Linked DNA regions of Mus musculus: region 2 is linked to region 1. A link is a contact called in ENCODE Hi-C or POLR2A ChIA-PET data. All regions are on one chromosome and are shown on one strand. The core of a region is the stretch at or near the end of the contact, and the rest is flanking DNA. Distances in the headings are between cores, read along the strand shown.

Region 1 (2,779 bases), core at 205-2,704:
ATTGCTGGCACCCGCGGTGGCTTCTCAGAAGACATCACACACACACTTAGGACAGACTTGGAGGAACTGTGTTGATCTGATCCTTAAATGAGGGAAAGGCAGCATTTCAAAGCCAACTTTCTTTAATTTCCGATCATGTCCCAAAACATTAATAACAAACCAAAACAACCAAAAACCAAAAAACACATTTCTCCAGAGAGTTTATACAGTCTTGGTTGTTTCTTTTCAGAAATGCTGTATTATTTTTTATTTTTTATTTTTGGTTTTTTTGAGACAGGGTTTCTCTGTGTGGCCCTGGCTGTCCTGGAACTCACTCTGTTAACCAGGCTGGCCTCGAACCCAGAAATCCACCTGCCTCTGCCTCCCAAGTACTGGGATTAAAGGCGTGCACCACCATGCCCAGCCTTATTATTTTTTAAGAATATACATATATTCATATATATATGTTATATATATACATATATTTATATATATGTAATTTGTTTTTGTTTTTTGTTTTGTTTGGTTTTTTGAGACAGGGTTTCTCTGTATAGCCCTGGCTGTCCTGGAACTCACTTTGTAGACTAGGCTGGCCTCGAACTCAGAAATCCGCCTGTCTCTGCCTCCGAGTGCTGGGATTAAAGGCATGCGCCAACCACTCCCAGCAATTGTTAAGATTATTAAAACATTCCTAAGAAAGGAAAAGAAAATGTAAGAATTTCAAAACTTAATGCTCATGTCCTCATGACATGCCAAATCTTTAGTTATTTAACTGAGGTTTTGTAATTAAATACATTACTACAATTAAATATCAATTTGTGAATTGGGTTGTGGTGAGTATAGCTATGACCAGTGTATATAACTCTGCTTTCCATAATCTCTTACTGTCAATACAAAACAAGGGTTTTTTGGTTTTGTTTTGGTTTTGATTAATTAAAGCTTTTTTGCTTTTCATTAGCTTTCAAAAGTTTGAAAGGTAAAGGTGTAAAAAAGCCTTAGGGTCAGCGAGATGGCTCAAGCAGCCTGCTACCAAACCTGAGGTCTCAAGTTCTATCCGTGGATCCTACACAAATTGTCCTTTGGCTTTGAAACAGGTACTTTGGCATGTGCATGTGTAGCGTGCACACACTAAGACATGTAAACAACTAGACTGGACAGTGTGGCTCAACATGAGTAATCCCAGCATTTAGCATAACGGCTAGATATTTTCGCAGAATGACTAAACAATTACAAGTGGGCGGATTCTTTGTTGAATGTTGGGAAGGCTTGACACCTTACTGGCAAAGGACTGAGTGAAGCACAAGTTGCAAAGGCAGAAGACACAATTCCGAATGCTGGGGGCACGGTGCGCATGCGCCTTTCGAATGCGCCTATTGGCTCTTACCCTTCCAATCACCGGCGGCGTCCTCCGGCGGCGTCCAATAGGGATAGACTCCGAACTCCGGCCCGCGAAGCTTGATATTCCAGGCTGGGGTCGAGTCGGAAGCGGCGAGCGATTCCGGGAAGAAGCTACTCTGCGGCTGTAGGTCGCGTCCGGAGAGTTTCCCCGGCCGCCTGGCGCCGTGCAATGCCGCGGGATGGTGAGTGGCACGGGCTCCGTTAGGCCTCGGCTTCCGGTCGGTGGCCGGTGACGGACGGACGGACGGAAGCGCGGGCGGGTGGCGTTCCTCGCGGGGTGAAGAGAGCGGCTGGGCGGTTCTCTCCAGGGGCAGCAGAGCTCCAGGGATGGTGATCTTGGCTGTCGCACATTTGCTTGTCAATCCCTTTACACACACACACACACACACACACACACACACACACACACACACGGTAAGATAGCAATGGAATTTAGTAAAGTGCTCTTTCTTTCCTTTTAAGTCTCTCTTCAAAATAATAGCTCTCCAGGAGCAATCACTTGATGGTGTCATGAAAGGTCTCTGTGGTTTCCTTAGTGCGGTCTATGTAGCAGTTACCTGTCAAGAGTAATAATTGATAACTTCTCTTCTAAGGTACCAACGAACAGCGTTTTCTTGAACTTCCTTCACCAATGTCTTTCATTCTAAATATATTAAGAAACGTGCTGGAATATTTTGGTGTTCCCGTAGACCAGGTAAAAGTCTTTTATTAATTTTGCTAACTTTATTTTTGGGTCTCGTTATTGTCGTTGCTTTGAGACAGGATATGGTGCAGCTTAGGCTAAAAGTCTGGATTTTGCTGCTATTCTTGGGTCGTTTTTGTTCTTTGAGCCAGGCAGGGCACTATGCAGTTCAGGCGTTCCTTGAGCTCCTGATCCCCCCCCCCTACCAATGGGAGGAAGTTAGGACAGAAACTCAAAACAAAGCAGGAACCTGGAGGCAGGAGCTGATGGAGGAATGCTGATAACTGACTTGTTCCACCAGCTTTCTTATAAAAATTAGGGCCACCTGCTCAGGGGTGTTACCACCCACCACCACCTACCAATGGCTGATTACAGATGGACAGTGTGCCATTTTGAACATGTTCTCTGCCCTGATTAGTTTTTATTGTCAACTCGGTATTAGAGTCTTATGGGGAGAGGAACCTCAAGAAATAGCTTAGATTACGTTGGCTTGTGGCCCTGTCTCTAAGTGAGTGTCCTTACTGTTCATAGTTGTGGTAGGGCCCAGCCCTGTGGAGGATACCATTCTTGGGATAATGAGTTCTGAGCTGTATAAGAAAGCTAGTTGAGCCTGAGCCAGGGTTTCTGCTTCTATTCCTGCCTGACTTCCCTCAATGATGATGAATCGTGACTGGCTAGTTTCATTTCAACTTGACACAAACTGTAATGATCTGAGAAGAG
Region 2 (2,752 bases), core at 59-2,558, 35 kb before region 1:
TTAGGTTAGGAAGGTGTACTTCTGTGGCTGAACAATTGTGTAGCGCGTACCAGGCAGGTTCTGCGGGTTCAGTGCCCAGCACAGGGGATCTAATGAGCGAAAAATTATATTGCCTTAGATGAAAAGATAACTTTCCAACATATACTAGAATTGCACAGGACTTAATAGCTTCAAAGTGATTAGATTTTGGTATTTTGAATAGATTAAGAGCTATTGGCCCCTGCTGTCTCATTAATATAAAATAGCACAGTTGTGCTGTCTTTGTGCTTCATGTAAATACAGCTCACCTACTTGACAAGTATTTTCTGAGCTCCTACTTTATGCTTTAGACCTATCAGGGTCCCGCATATAGCGCAGATCATAGCTTCCACCATGGTAGTGGGAGCTGGGTGCGGAGCAATTGCCCAATTAAAATACAATCAAAATCAGGATTCATTGGTCAGTCAGGTACTTCCTCCACTGTGGAGTGGATTGTGAGGACAGGCTGCCCTGAACAAGGTTAAAGATCAGAATCAAACTCTAATGCTGAACTTAACTGACAGGCTGCCAATTACAGCTTTGAAATCCTTCAAGGAATTTAACGTTGTCCTAAAATATCACACCGTAATAACGGCTTTAGTCCCTTGAGTGGTCCTGCTTTGGTAAGAACAGCAGGTAAATATGTCTGCAACTTGCTTCAATTCAATCCTGGCTTCTTCGTTTATAATCTGATTCTGGCAGATCCAGTTAGGGCGTGAGGTTTCCGGATCCGTACAAAACTCTGAGAAAGCCTCAGGGGCCAGGCTCCGGCGCCCGGGAAGTTAAGAGCCATTCCGTGACGCAGTCGCCCAGCCGATCCAAGTCTCACGATCGGCCCGGGAGGGGGCGGGGGGCGAGTTCACCCGAAGCCACTCGGCAGAGACTGCCTTGTAACTGTCATGTTAGGCGTCCGAGGGACGGCGCTTCCGGGCAGACGCAGCCCTGCGTCGTCGGTTTTCCGGCCTTTTCCTCAGTGAGAGAGCTTCTGGCGTGCTCTGGGTCGCCGCCTCAGAAGGAGCCAGGCTCGCTAACAGCGGCTCGGAAGTCAGGGGACATCAGTCTCGACTGTTCTTCGAACAAAGCCGAGCCGCCTGCGGAGAAGCCAGCCAGCCCTTCAGGGCCCGCCCCACCCTTGTCCCACCCCCTGTCGGCTACACCTCGCGAGACCGGGCAACGAGACTTCCCAGAAAGCCTTGGGCTACACTCAACCGCGGTTCGCCAGTCGCGCCTGGGCGGGACGGTGGGAGGGGCCTGCCTAGCGATTTAGCGGCCTGGAAGGCCACGCCCCAAGTCGGAAGTGACGGAGCCGAGCTAGCGCGACGAGGCCGCCTCTATGGTCTTCCTCTCCTTCTGGAGTCGGGAAATGGCCGCTGTGTAGTTAGCACGGAGGTAAACCCTGCACGCACATCGTGCTTCGGCGTGTCAGGTAGGCCTCGCGCCGCATTCGAGTCACTCAAAGGAGAAAGCCGAGGCGACAGGGCGGTTGGGTATCGACAACTCTGACGCGTGGTGACGGGTCGGCGGCGGGAACGGGGACCCCGAGCCGTTACTCGTGCGTTTTCCTCCTCGCTCCCTCGGGTCTGGAAGGCGCCGCGGGCCGCCGGGGTGGGGGGATGGGGGAGCTGCGCCACCAGCGGGCCGGGCTGCGAACCTGGCTCGGGGCCGGAGCCCGGGAGGCCTCGGCGTGCGCGTGCGCAAACCGCTCGCCGACCCTTCCCCCACGGCCTCGGCTGGGACTCCTGCGCGCGCCCGGCCCAGGGCTCTGCGCACGCGTGCTTTTTTCCCCTTTCTTCCCTGCCCATGGCAACGCCGCCGCGTGTGTTAGTTTCCGAGCCTTGCTTGTTGTTGGCCTTGGGGGAGGCGTCTTCCTTCCTGGTCCTAGCCTTTGGGACTCGGAGGAGATAACGGCGAGCTGCGACAAAGTTAAGCAACGGAATCAGCCACGTCGTGCGTGGCGGTTAAGCCGCCTCCCTCGCCTCTATGGGGTACATATGTCGGTTTAGGCCAGGCTTAATCAGATGAAGGCTTTCGATCTGTTTGTAGCAGACACCTGGGTGTTGGCGCCAAAGTTTTTCGTTTTGGCTCCCTACCAACTCACTGTTGTAGCCGATCAGTAGGTGCGTAGTTCCAGTTTCTAGCGGGATGCGACTAAGAGAGGGGCCCTTTCTCAGTAATCCAAGCGCTGACATACCTTTTTTTTTTTTTTTTTTTCTTGTTTTTCCAGACAGGGTTTCTCTGTGTAGCCCTGGCTGTCCTGGAACTCACTCTGTAGACCAGGCTGGCCTCGAACAGAAATCCGCCTGCCTCTGCCTCCCAAGTGTTGGGATTAAAGGCGTGCGCCACCACCGCCCCGGCTACCTTTTTTGGTAAGAGTTAGCACACTTTAGAAATTGAGGATATTGGCAGCGGTGATTGGGGGGATAAATGGGTGAAGGAAGAAGGTTATAGTTCTGTCACTCAGTGCTGGCCTTGAACTCCCAGTTAATCTCCTGCCTTAGCTTCGGGAGTGGTGGGATAATAGTATTTTTTTTTCGTCACTTCTTCGTCACCCCAGCTGAGTTTTAAGATTTGTTTTCTTGGTCTGGGGAGTGACCAGAATATTGGATTTCTGTACCCTAGACGATCTTCTTGGGTCCAAGTGGCTTCGAACTACGGGTTCTCCATGTATATATGTGTTTGGGTTATAGATGTGCAAATTCATACCCAACATATTTTAAGTTTATCTAGTTAAAGT

Evidence for each region. Hi-C counts contacts between places; a loop is a spot of excess contacts on that map. ChIA-PET counts read pairs that join two places held with the same protein, here RNA polymerase II (POLR2A).
Region 2: a loop to region 1 is called in a map of heart, with 2.4 times the contacts of the local background. The contact joins the promoter of Bclaf1 here to the promoter of Mtfr2 in region 1. A Hi-C loop is called at or near these places in 5 of 37 maps with a recorded cell type or tissue (heart and v-Abl transformed pro-B cells). POLR2A ChIA-PET finds 5 or more read pairs at or near these places in 4 of 5 experiments (Patski and embryonic stem cell).

The regions. Positions count from the first base shown.
Region 1 is chr10:20,346,365-20,349,143 of GRCm38, forward strand. It overlaps Mtfr2 (mitochondrial fission regulator 2), which reads left to right and starts at 1,455. Exons shown (of 7, transcript NM_027930.3): 1 at 1,455-1,559; 2 at 1,971-2,071. The coding sequence starts at 1,547.
Region 2 is chr10:20,311,161-20,313,912 of GRCm38, forward strand. It overlaps Bclaf1 (BCL2-associated transcription factor 1), which reads left to right and starts at 1,309. Exons shown (of 13, transcript NM_001025392.1): 1 at 1,309-1,444.